Linked DNA regions of Homo sapiens: regions 1 and 3 are each linked to region 2. A link is an interaction called in ENCODE POLR2A ChIA-PET data of the cell type or tissue named here. Cell type or tissue: MCF 10A. All regions are shown on one strand. Region 1 overlaps AFF1 (ALF transcription elongation factor 1). Region 2 overlaps AFF1 (ALF transcription elongation factor 1). Region 3 overlaps AFF1 (ALF transcription elongation factor 1).

Region 1 (4,000 bases), 77 kb before region 2:
ACAAGGGGACTATGCCAGCAATGTATTATGAAGAGTTCCGTATTACCTTGCTCATACTGATTACACTTTGGATTTTTATGCTATGTCATAATAAATTTACTGTGCCTGTGTCTTTCTTTCCTATTAGCTCCCTTTATATCTAATGGGTGTTCAAATATTTGTTGACAGAATGTAAAAATATGAATCCTTCTATGACAAAGAAACAAAGTTATTTTTAAAAAACATTTTGTAAGAATGTTCAGATTATTTAATAGGAAAAAATTTTTTCACAAGTTCCCATGTTCTCGAGCATGAAAAAATGTTGGAAGTAACATACATTCTAATTATACCATAGAATTCTATTTTAAATTTTTCTAAAATGCAACAGCAAATACTTGCTTCGGGGTATTTTAAAAATTGAGCTCTAAGGAAAAAGGGAATCTATAATATAGTGTGGGGTTGTTAAGAATACCTCGAAGAAATATACATAACATAGAATGCCTTCCTTTCTTAATTCATGCACTTCAATTCAAAGCTCCACATTCCTGTCCAATATGAGTTTTCAGAGTTCTATTATTTGTAAATTGGAATAAAAAACCTAAGGTGATTTATCTAAAGGACAGAGCTAGAAATAGGACCTCTAATTACTTAAATACTGAGGCCTCTAGATTAAAACATTAAACCTCAAAACCCTTCAGCCAAAGGGATTAAGAAGATTAGAATGGGCTTGACAAATTACCACGGGGTTAGGAAAAAAAAAATGCAGAGAGAAAGTAGGCCAAATTTAAATAGGGAATGAAATGAAGTTCAAGAGAAAACTAATAGTTTGTGTGGACCCTAGACCTCTGTGGGAAAAACCATCAATAGAGTTATTTCAACAATTAAAGAAAGGAACAAAATCAATGTAAAAATAGCTGCTTATAGAGTTCTTGGGAAATGTGAACATGCAAAGTTAACCTTGGAAAATAATGTCAAATTGCTGTTGGCAACTGGAGAGAAGAAATACAAGACCAAAAAATAAATTATTATGTTAACATGAACCAGGATCCTCTCTTAGGAGGAACTGTTTAAATATCTCATGAGTGTTGGTCACCCCCACCAAAACAGCCAAAATCAAACCACTAACTCAGTCATCAACAAGATTCCCCTTGGAATATCTGGGTTTCTGTCCCTGAAGATTATCAGTTGGCTCAAAATAAAACACAGTTAATCTAGAGAAGAGCTAAAATGACCCGGGTGGCTATGTGAGAGCCTGGGAGAGCACATGCAGTCTGGGAAGATTCAAAAGAGTTGAATGTCTATATCTTGGCAAAGGCACAACTGGAGAGACTCAGGGGGATCCAATAACCATCCACAAACATCTCAAGTGTGAAAACAAGGAGGAACAGGAATTTCTCATCCTGGTACCAAATGTACTTCTGGCATTTCCGAGAAGGAATAGAAAGTGAAATGCACAAAGTAAAAACAACTCCAATTAATACCACCCAAAAAGTTCTTCCAGTTTCAATTTTATGCTTTCCTCTTGGGCTACTATAAGCAATTCTATTCTTTGCATTAATTTTTAGCAATTTAAGAGCTTTTCAAAAATATTGTGTCTATATTACTTAAAAAGTTTCCTTCAGAGTTTAAAGTGTTTCTTCATAAGATTGCCAGGTTCAGCCTGGGCAACACCCCAAGACCTTGTCTCTACAAAAAATAAAAATAAATCAGCCAAGCATGCTGCCATGTGCCTGCAGTCCTAGCTACTCAGGATGGAAAAGTGGGCACTGCTTGGACCCAGGAGTTCAAGGCTGAAGTGAGCTGTGATCGTGCTACTGCATTCCAGCCCGGGTGAGAGAGAGAAACTCTAAAGATTGCCAGGTTCCAGAAATTGCCTCTACTCAGCCAATAATGATTTTTTTCCTAAATTCTCCAGTTTGTAAATACTGGCTAAAAGTGTGGGGGGCGGTAGGGAGAAAGAAAGAAAACAAGCCCTACAGGCCAAACAAAATAATTTGTCTGCAGGCCCAACCTAGCCCTCAGGCTGCTGGTTTACAGCTTCTGCTCTAAAAAACCTGCCTGTCACTATTTTAAAACTTCTATATTTAGATCTTTTCAGGTTTAAAATTTGGCCTCTGAAGTGCAGGTGACTTATTCTTCATGCTTTCTTACAAGCGGTTTGGAAGTCGTCTGCTCCAGGCACCACCCATGGCAGCAGGGAATTCTGCACACAGATAACTTTACTCTGCTATCAATTTCCTAACACATTTAGGTCATGTAGGTCTGCCCAGGCTCACTGAGGTCGAGCTTACGGAATCTAGAGTTACCATAATAAAACATTTTTAGAAAACGGAACCTGAAAAGCTAGATAAGATTGTGTCATAATCTTCTACCTTATGTTGGGGGCAGAACAATGAAAAACATGAGCTACGGAGGAAAAGAGGAGGAGAGTCTTGGGGATCCCACTCCTGTGCTTCTCCCAAGGCTACTCTGACGTCCTACTCAGGAATGAAAGCCCCATCCATCAGTTCAGTGTGATCCTTGTGCCCGAGACCCACATGTCGGGGGGCTTCTTGAGCCACTGGGAGGGGCCCCTGTAGCTCCCTGTGGCCCATAAGCTTTTCCGGAACAGTTGTCATTTCCAGGCTACAGAACAAACTCAGCCCCCCTAGGGGAGGGCCTGGGAATTTTTATTTTTAACAATTTGTATTTTTATCAGGCTTCCCAGGTGATTCTGATGTGCTGCCAAGTTTCAGAATAAATGAAAAATTCCCTTTGATCTATGGTACTGGGCTTATATCCTGGGAAGAATTCTCTAATGGTCTCTGCACATGGTGTGGCATAAGCCAGTGGCACATGCTATTCCTTCTTCCTGGAATACTGACACTGCTTAAGCCCCAACACCCCTCACTTGGGCCACTCCTACTCACCTTCAGCTCTCATTCAAATAGTACTTCCTCAGAGAAGCCTTCCTCAGCTCCTTAGTTCTAAGTCACAATCCCCTCTTATAGCTCTTAGAATAGCTTGTAGTTTCCCTTATAGCACTTGTCAAAGCTTCTTATACATGGATCTGAGTGATTACTTGACTAATGTCAGTTTCTAATAGGACAGTTAAGATCCAAGAGGACTGGAACCATCTGGTTTTGCCCACCATTTTAACCTCTCATCCCCAGCACCAGGCCTGGCACACAACAGGGGTTCAAGATATTTTGGTTAAAATTGCTGAATACATGATGTGTTTGTGAGAGTAAGCTGCTTAAATGTGTTTTGAGTGGTGCAGGAGCAGGATGTGCACCATCGGCATATCCAGAAGTAAACCGCCTGAAGGTTTAGATCATCTCATAATAGGGAAGTCCCTCTTCTTGAGGTTTAAATTAAATATGGAAGTAGGAAAGAATGTTTGTATATGTGAATGCAAAGTGAATCACTATCACACAGTTTTCCACTGTGGGTTAATTCATGCAGTTGTTAGGCTGGTAGTTTATTGAAAATAGGAGGCTCAATTTAAGAGCTGCAATGAATCAAAGTGGTCCAACAATGAATGTACACTTGGGTCTTGGAAATTAAATGCAAGCATCTGGCAACAAAACGTTCCTAACATGATGTGACAAGAGGCCACAAGGAAAAGAGCAATTGCTTTGCAGAAATCAGTCACAATCAGGACTCAAAGCCAGACTGATCTGGAGGAGGAATTAAGACCATATAAGGATTCTTAGGTACACATGCTCGGTCCCAAGGTTTTAAATACCTACTAAATAAACACAAATCCCAAATTATTTTCAGTTCTGACATTTTCCCAGAGTTAGACTCCTGTTTATGACTGCCACTTGTCATCTCTACCTGGATACATTACAGCATCTCAAACCGAACACATGATCTTAATACATGACCCAACTAGAGTTCTTAGTTTTCCAGGTCATTTCCCTCTCGGTAGCTAGTATCATCCCACCATCCTTGCCTTTCAAATAAAAAGTCTACCAGCCTTGTTTGATGCCTCGCCTCCCCTCACCTCAGGCCACTCCTATCTCCTGTCAATCACAGA
Region 2 (4,000 bases):
TTGTAATGAATAGACTTCTGGACATTTTTTTCATATTTTGCCAGTGTATCTTAGAGTTAGATTCCTAGGGGCCAGGTGCAGTGGCTCACACCTGTAATCCCAGCACTTTAGGAGGCAGAGGCAGGTGGATCACTGGAGGCCAGGAGTTCAAGACCAGTCTGGCCAACATGGTAAAACCCCATCTCTACTAAAAACACAAGAATTAGCCGGGTGTGGTGGCACATGCCTGTAGTCCCACCTACTCGGCAGGCTGAGGCAGGAGAATCACTTGAACCCAGGAGGCAGAGGTTGCAGTGAGCTGAGGCCACGTCACTGCACTCCAGCCTGGGCAACAGAGTGAGACTCTGTCTCAAAAGAGTTAGATTCCTAGGGAGATAGATTTCTAGAAGTGAGCCTGGCTGACCAAAGGGTAAATGCAAATGTTATTTTGCTACATATTGTCAAATTCTCCTAATACAGTCATAGTATTTTGCGTTCCCACCAGCTATGTATGTAAGCACAGTATCTTCCCCCTACAACCTTTTCAATAAGACATGTTGTCAAACTTTATTTTTTGCCACTCCGATAGACAAGATATGATAGCTAAATGTAGTTTTCATTTGCATCTCTCTTTTTATGCATGACTGAGTATCTTTTCATATTAAAGGAGCATTTAAAAGTGTAGCTGTTCTGACAGGTTTGATATTTTAAAATAAGAACTTTCAAATAAAATTTTCACAAAGATAAAAAGGACTATTGAAATCCTCCTTAAAAATCTGAGTAATTTAAAAACTCTCCCACCCCCACATAGGTTTTATTCGTATCAGTTCATCTAATCAACACCTATTTATTGAGGATTTTGCTACAGCAGGAGCTTCCCAGTGTGTTAAGAGAAGCAGGGGCAGGCTGGGCAGTGGCTCATCCCTGTAATCCCAGCACTTTGGGAGGCCGAGGCGGGAGGATCACCTGAGGTCAAGGAGTTCGAGACCAGCCTGGTGAACATGGCAAAACCCCGTCTCTACTAAAATTACAAAATTCAGCCGGGCTTCGTGGCACATGCCTGTAATCCCAGCTACTCGGGAGGCTGAGGCAGGAGAATGACTTGAACTCAAGAGGCGGAGGTTGCAGTGAGTCGAGATCACGCCACTGCACTCCAGCCTGGGCGACAGAGCAAGATTCTGTCTCAAAAAAATAAAAAGAGAGGCAGAGGCAAAGGAGACGGTATTCAGTGATTCCAGTGGTTTGAAGACCACTGGAGTTGAGAGTACATGAGGCAAACTTTCAATGGGGAACACTTCATTGGACCACTAGAGGAATAGTTTTCTGGGCTTTAGAGACAGTCTGAGCAAAGAGTTATACCTGGTCAAAACAGAACAAGCCTGTTTTCTATTTAAAAAGGGAAGTGGGAGATAAGGTGAGCTACAAGTGCTAGAAAATTATGGTGGGAAAAGCAGAGACAGACTAACCAAATGTTTAGAAATACTGCTGTAATAAAACCTTGTAACTAGGCACCTCCAGTAAAACATAATACGCAACACTGATTACAAAGTAAATCCAAGAAAAGGTAGCAAGAGCTCATGAAGGTCTTCTGGCTACAGACAAGGATATATCCCACCTTAAGTGGAATCATTTCTACTCAGGATTAAAATCCAAGAAACAAGCAGGCTCACTATGAAACTTTATATTATATTGGTTGCACCACTGCACTCCAGCTTGGGCAACAGAGCAAGACCCTGTCTCCAAAAGAATAAAAATTTAAAAAGAAACTACACTATGAAATTTACTAGACAGATTCTATCATAATATAAAAGTGAATGTAGGCCGGGCATGGTGGCTCACACCTATAATCCCAGCACTTTGGGAGGCCGAGGTGGGTGGATCATGAAGTCAGGAGTTCAAGACCAGCCTGACCAATATGGTGAAACCCCGTCTCTACTAAAAATACAAAAATCAGCTGGGCATGGTGGCACGCGTCTGTAGTCCCAGCTCTTCGGGAGGCTGAGGCAGGAGAATCGCTTGAACCCAGGAGGTGGAGGTTGCAGTGAGCCGAGGTTGTGCCACTGCACTCCAGCCTAGCTGACAGAGCGAGACTCCATCTCAAAAAAAAAAAAAAAAAAAAAAAAGTGAATGTAATGAGAAGTAAGAGAAGTAAGCTACCATCAATGAGACATCATTTTAAAAAAATTCTAACATTCTTTGATTGAAATAATTATGCTTCTAAACAAAAGCCCAAATACAACTAAACCACATCATAGCTTATTTCTCATTAAACCTATCAGCAACCATTTACCATCTTCCTTCCACCCACGATTAAGTCAACACAACCCAGGGCAGAGTACACGTCTGACTCATCTATGTATCCCCTCACAGCACAGTGTGCAGTAGGCACTCGATAAATACTTGGTGTGTGAAACAAAGAAAACACTCTCCCATAGCAACGTGCCCAGACTCTTCTATGGGAGGACCTTTCTCCAGAATTATGTTAGGGCAACTCCCTGGTAAACCTTTCAAAGCAATTCAACAAACATTTATTGAGTGCCCAGTATGTGCCAGTGTTAGGTACTATTCTTGGCAATGGGATGTAAAGATGAGTAACACATAGTCCTTAACACCCTGAGGGGACCCAGTCTAGTATGAGAAACACAGACTATAAAATACAATAGGAAAACGCCACAGCAGAGATAAGACACCATGGGAACACAGGTGAAGGAACAGGTAATTATGCAGGGGGTGAGGGAAAAAGGTGAGGTTGGAGAATCCACAGAAATGCAATTCCAGCCCCCTCCTAACACACATGCTCACACTCCCTCTAAAACAATACAGAAGCCCCCCTTATCTGCAGTTTCACTTTCCATGGTTTCAGTTACCCACAGTCATCCAAGGTCTAAAAATATTAAATGGAAAATTCCACAAATAAGCAATTCATAAGTTTTAAATTGCACACAATTCTAAGTAGTGTGATGAAATTTCTCGCTGTCCTCTCCGTCCCACCTGGGACGTGAATCATCCCTTTGTCCAGTATATCTACACTACAGATACTACTCACCTGTAAGTCACTCAGTAGCTGTTTCAGTTATGAGATTGAAAATACATACTATATAGTGTATAGGGTGCAGTACTATCTGTGACTTCAGGACTCACTGGGGGTCTTAGAATGTATCTGTCTCATATGGGGGGACTACTTACTGTATTTGAAAAACAGAAACATGATCAAGTTATTCCACTGCAAATAGGCCTTCATGGATTTCCAACAGGTCAAAGATTATTTCCATGCAATAAAATGCCCACAGGCACCATCACCTGCATTTATTGGGCACTTGCTGTGTGCCAGACATTGTTCCAAGAATTTCCTAAGTATTAAGTTACTTAATCACTACAATAACCTGACAAGGTAGGTGCTATCATCATTTCAGTGTTACAGATGAGGAAACTGAGGCACAAAGAGTTACAAACCTTGCCCTAGACATCAGGTATGGGCATGTGAGACACCGAGGTAGGCACCCAGTTCTGGCTCCAGAGCCCATTTCTTTTTCTTAACTTTTACTTTAGGTTCAGGGGTACACATGCAAGTTTGTTATACAGGTAAATTGCATGTTGTGGGAGCTTGGTGCACAGATTATTTCGTCACCCAGGTAATAAGCATAGTACATGTTAGGTCATTTTTCAATCCTCCCCCTCCATCCTCTGGTAGGGCCCTGGGGTCTGTTGTTCCCTTCTTTCTGTCCATATGTACTTGATATTTAGCTTCCGCTTGTGAGAACATGTGGTATTCGGTTTTCTGTTTCTGAGTTAGTTTGCTTAGGATAATGACCTCCAGCTCCATGCACATTGATGCAAAGGACATGATCTCATTCTTTTTCATGGGTGCGTGATATGACATGGTGTATATGTACCACATTTTCTTTATCTAGTCTACCACTGGCACCTAGGTTGATTCCATGGTTGATTCCATAATGCGGAGCGCCTTTCTACACCACCCACCTCTCTGCCTCCTTACCTGCCTCTGGGCTCCTTGCAATGC
Region 3 (4,000 bases), 61 kb before region 2:
GATCGCCTGAGGTTGGGAGTTTGAGACCAGCCTGGCCAACATAGTGAAACCCTATGTCTCTACTAAAAATACAAAAAATTAGCTGGGTGTGGTGGCAGGCGCCTGTAATCCCAGCTACTACGGAGGCTGAGGCAGGAGAACTGTTTGAACCTGGAAGGCAGAGGTTGTTGCTGTGAGCCGAGATTGCGCCACTGTACTCCAGCCTGGGCAACAAGTGTCAAAGTCTGTCTCAATTAAAAAAAAAAAAAAAGGGTGAGGGGATTGACTTGCTCACAAATGGTAGACCTGAACATTCACCAATGCCTGGCAAGAAAGCTTATACTCTCAGCCACAGTTCTGCTAGCAAAGCTGTCAGGCTGCGTTAAATAAAGCAGTGAAGACAAAGAAGGTGTGCTAAAGTGTGCTAACTTATAACCACTCATATTTCTTTAGTCTCAAAAAGGTACACATCAACAATTTAGTATCATCTCCGCCAGCAGGGTCATCTCAGAGCCACAAAATTGATGTTTGGTTAAACTGATCCACACAGGCCTGTCCTTGAGGAACGACCTAACAGAGGACCCCTTTGAGAGAAGGATGGCCAATGGCATGAAGCTGCTCTTTCAGTTATAAAAACTGTGGGCCGGTCACAGTGGCTCACATCTGTAATCCCAGCACTTTGGGAGGCCGAGGTGGGAGGATCACCTGAGGTCGTCAGGGGTTTGAGACCAGCCTGGCCCACATGGCGAAACCCTGTCTCTACTAAAAATACAAAAATTAACCGGGCGTAGTGGCACGTGCTTGTAATCCCAGCTACTTGGGAGGCTGAGGCAGGAGAATCGCTAGATCTCGGCTGCAGTGAGCCGAGATCGCGCCACTGCACTTCAACCTGGGCTACAGAGCGAGACTCCATCTCAAAAATAAATAAATAAATAAATATAAAAACTGTGTTACAATTCTTGTTTCAGAGCCTCTGATGTGCCCCTGGGAAGGAGGATGCAAAGTCTGACCACTCCACAGACACCATGAGTTCTACTGGAAGTCTGCAAAAATCTATTTAAATAGGGAAATAATTCTCCTTTCAGTAGCCAAGTTCTTGCCTTCAGATCATATACTACTGTCCACCATCTTTGAGGTTCAACCTGATGTATCAAAAGATCTCTACAGAATTCATCAAGCCACCTCCTCCACATTTGTATTTTAGTTAAGTGAACTAGAAATGGGGAGAACCACAGGCTTCAGTGTCCAGTGCCTGGTGAGATCAGTCACATGTGAAAACTCACCTGCAGAACATAAACACTCAAGCCATGAAAGGGGGACTGTGCCACAGACGTTTCACTGACCGAATCCACTAACTCAGCACAAGAGCTTGAATGAAGCTTTGGAAAGCTAAAACGTGCCAGAATGCTCTCACTTTCAGAAAGGTGGTGAAAATCCTGAGGAATTCAGAGCTGCCTGTTCAGCCCCTCAATACAGTCATTTAGTCAACCCCATGCTGGGGCCTGTCAGGGCACATTTACTGACTTTTCAAATGCTTCTTGGGGGTAGGGATGGATGTGTTTAAAATATTGTGGTAAAATGTAAGAAATCACAACTCTGTAAGGATTAGTGAGAGTGATTCCTTTTTCTCTTTCCTTCACACTAAAAAAGGAAATAGCATATGTGGATGAGGAAAAGATAGTAACAGAAAGGCCCAAGTTGGGCATGAGACGTGGGGCAGTGTGTTGGCTCTGGTATCATCTGGCTGTAAGCACCTTCTCCCAGGCTGGAGCCCATGGGCCCTGCTGCTAAACTAGGTTAGTCATGCGGGATTGCTGAATGCCATTCGGTGCTTCCATGGCAACTCACGGCCCACAGGGCTGGCTGTGCACAGCTGACTACCCATTTATCACCCTTGACTGGTCACTTCACATAGGCCTTCCTCTGATACATGTCACCAACTCTCTAGAATTCGAGTTTAAATTTTTAACTCTCTCTTGGATGACAGAGTGTGATTTCTCCTATATATTTATCTTCATAAGGATGGAGACATCTGGCAGGAAGGAAAGGGAAAATCCTAAAATCAACAGTGTACATTAACTCTGGAAAGGATTAAGTCTTATTACTGTTTAGAAGCACTATGCCATTCTGATTTGAATGTACAAAGGATAGAGCAACAAATAAACACAAAAGTTCGGCAATCCCAGCTTAGAGGATGGTGAGATAGAGATCTGTCACAAACAGGGAGGCAAAAAGACAGGATGCTAGGGTTCTTCCACACCATGTAAGTGACTTTTTCATTTTAAAAGCCACATCTCAACTTTCTAAGTCCATCTTTTGGCCTTTTGTTTCCACATTCCCCTATTCCTACCATCTAACATGCGGGAAACATTTTTCACACATTGGCTTTATGAAAAAGCATCAACATACCTCCAAGCACAATACTAGTTTGACTTCCAAATACAATTTAAACATGAGAAATCAAAGTGACTCCATGTCTGAAGGCAGGATAAAATGTTGCTTCAAAGAAGGGAGATTTTTTTCGTCTCTCCATCCATGTGAAAGAATTTGTAAGAGACTTTCTCATAATAAAAATCACTCAGCTAAATCGTCCCAGGGTTTTCACTCTCAATAACTAACATGAATAACATTCTTAAAATTTATAAAGAAAGTAATCAGAGACTTAATCCTAAAACAAAGTCTTACAATCTGATTTCATATTAAAAATATCAGCCAACTACAATGACAAAACAGCACGATGTCAGTTGTTTTCCTGGAAGAGCCCCCAGGGGATTATCTCAATGCATTAGCACTCTCTGCTACTCACTTCTGTTTGCCACAGAAGGCTCAGTCTTATTATAATTTATTATAGTATTTATTTTTAAAGTTTTATGTGACCCCATTTTGCAAAATTAAATCAACCTTGAAAACACTGCCCACATAACTTCTTGCCATTCTCTAGGAGGGTGATACATGACAGTGAAATTTACATTCTTGGTACCCATCATAAACACTCTCCAGGACTCAGAGCCAGTAAGATATTTTGCATATCTTAAATGCATCCTGCAAGTTTTAAATTGAGAACGACTCTACACTTGGGCAAACGTGACTAAAAAGTCACATCAATTCTAAGGAGAGACATGTTAATTTACCTTTCAAAATGAACTTGCCAGGTACTTCTGTATGCCTATTAATATGTAGCAAAGGTCTGAAAGGATACATTTCACAAAAACCTACCAAGCAGGGCCGAGAGCAGTGGTTCATGCCTGTAATCTCAGCACTTTGGGAGGCCGAGGCGGGCAGATCACTTGAGGTCAGGAGTTCAAGACTAGCCTGGCGAACATGGTGAAACCCCATCTCCACTAAAAATACAAAACATTGGCCGGGTGTGGTGGTGTGTGCCTGTAATCCCAGCTACTCAGAAGGCTGACTCAGGAGAACTGCTTGAACCCAGGAGGTGGAGGTTGCAGTGAGCTGAGAACGCGCCACTGCACTCCAGCCTGGGTGACAGAGCAAGACTCCATCTCAAAACAAAAACAACCTACCACCAAGCAGCATGGGATTAGGGTGCAGAATGTTAAGTGGTGATGTGGTTTGGGGAGCATTTTGTTAACGTTGTTTTTAAATTCTTTTCACAATGAGAAAGCATCTATTATTTGTATAAAAGTTCTGATTAAAAACTAAAAGAGCCTCATATACTATAGCAACATCAGACTGGGGATAAAGAAATACTGGAGTGTTAATCATTTTTGCAGTAACTCTCATTAGAAGCTCTGAAAACTGATTTTGGGTTCTGAACTCAGTCTTAGACTGTTAGCAAGTAATTTTAGATCCATCTGCGTAAAGCAGAATCTCAAATTAGCTGGGCATGGTGGCACACTCCTGTAGTCCCAACTACTTGGGAAGCTGAGATGGGAGGATCACTTGAGCCTGAGAGGCAGAGGTTACAGCGAGCCCAGGTCACACCCTGCACTCCAGCCTCAGCGATGGAGCAAGAAGCCGTCTCAAAAAAAGGGGGGATGGGGGAGGGGAGAGAGAGAAA

What was found. ChIA-PET counts read pairs that join two places held together with the same protein. Peaks named below come from ENCODE experiments on the same cell type or tissue, not always from the same donor. Only the 100,000 strongest peaks of a DNase experiment are listed, where the experiment ranks them.
Region 1: POLR2A ChIA-PET joins it to region 2 with 6 read pairs; 6 of 35 experiments call an interaction of 5 or more read pairs at or near these places.
Region 3: POLR2A ChIA-PET joins it to region 2 with 5 read pairs; 6 of 35 experiments call an interaction of 5 or more read pairs at or near these places.

What each region holds. Positions count from the first base shown.
Region 1 is chr4:87,052,828-87,056,827 of GRCh38, reverse strand. All of the region lies in intron 4 of AFF1 (ALF transcription elongation factor 1), which reads right to left. Among named protein-coding and RNA genes, the nearest start is that of AFF1, 120 kb to the right of the region's middle. In MCF 10A, no CTCF peak of the experiment used is centred here; no DNase peak of the experiment used is centred here.
Region 2 is chr4:86,976,280-86,980,279 of GRCh38, reverse strand. All of the region lies in intron 2 of AFF1 (ALF transcription elongation factor 1), which reads right to left. Among named protein-coding and RNA genes, the nearest start is that of AFF1, 43 kb to the right of the region's middle. In MCF 10A, no CTCF peak of the experiment used is centred here; DNase peaks (open chromatin) are centred at 2,449 and 2,969.
Region 3 is chr4:87,036,815-87,040,814 of GRCh38, reverse strand. The region is part of intron 2 of AFF1 (ALF transcription elongation factor 1); the gene reads right to left. Among named protein-coding and RNA genes, the nearest start is that of AFF1, 100 kb to the right of the region's middle. RefSeq lists enhancers at 961-1,712, 2,866-3,366, 3,367-3,867 and a silencer at 1,731-1,880. In MCF 10A, no CTCF peak of the experiment used is centred here; a DNase peak (open chromatin) is centred at 1,784.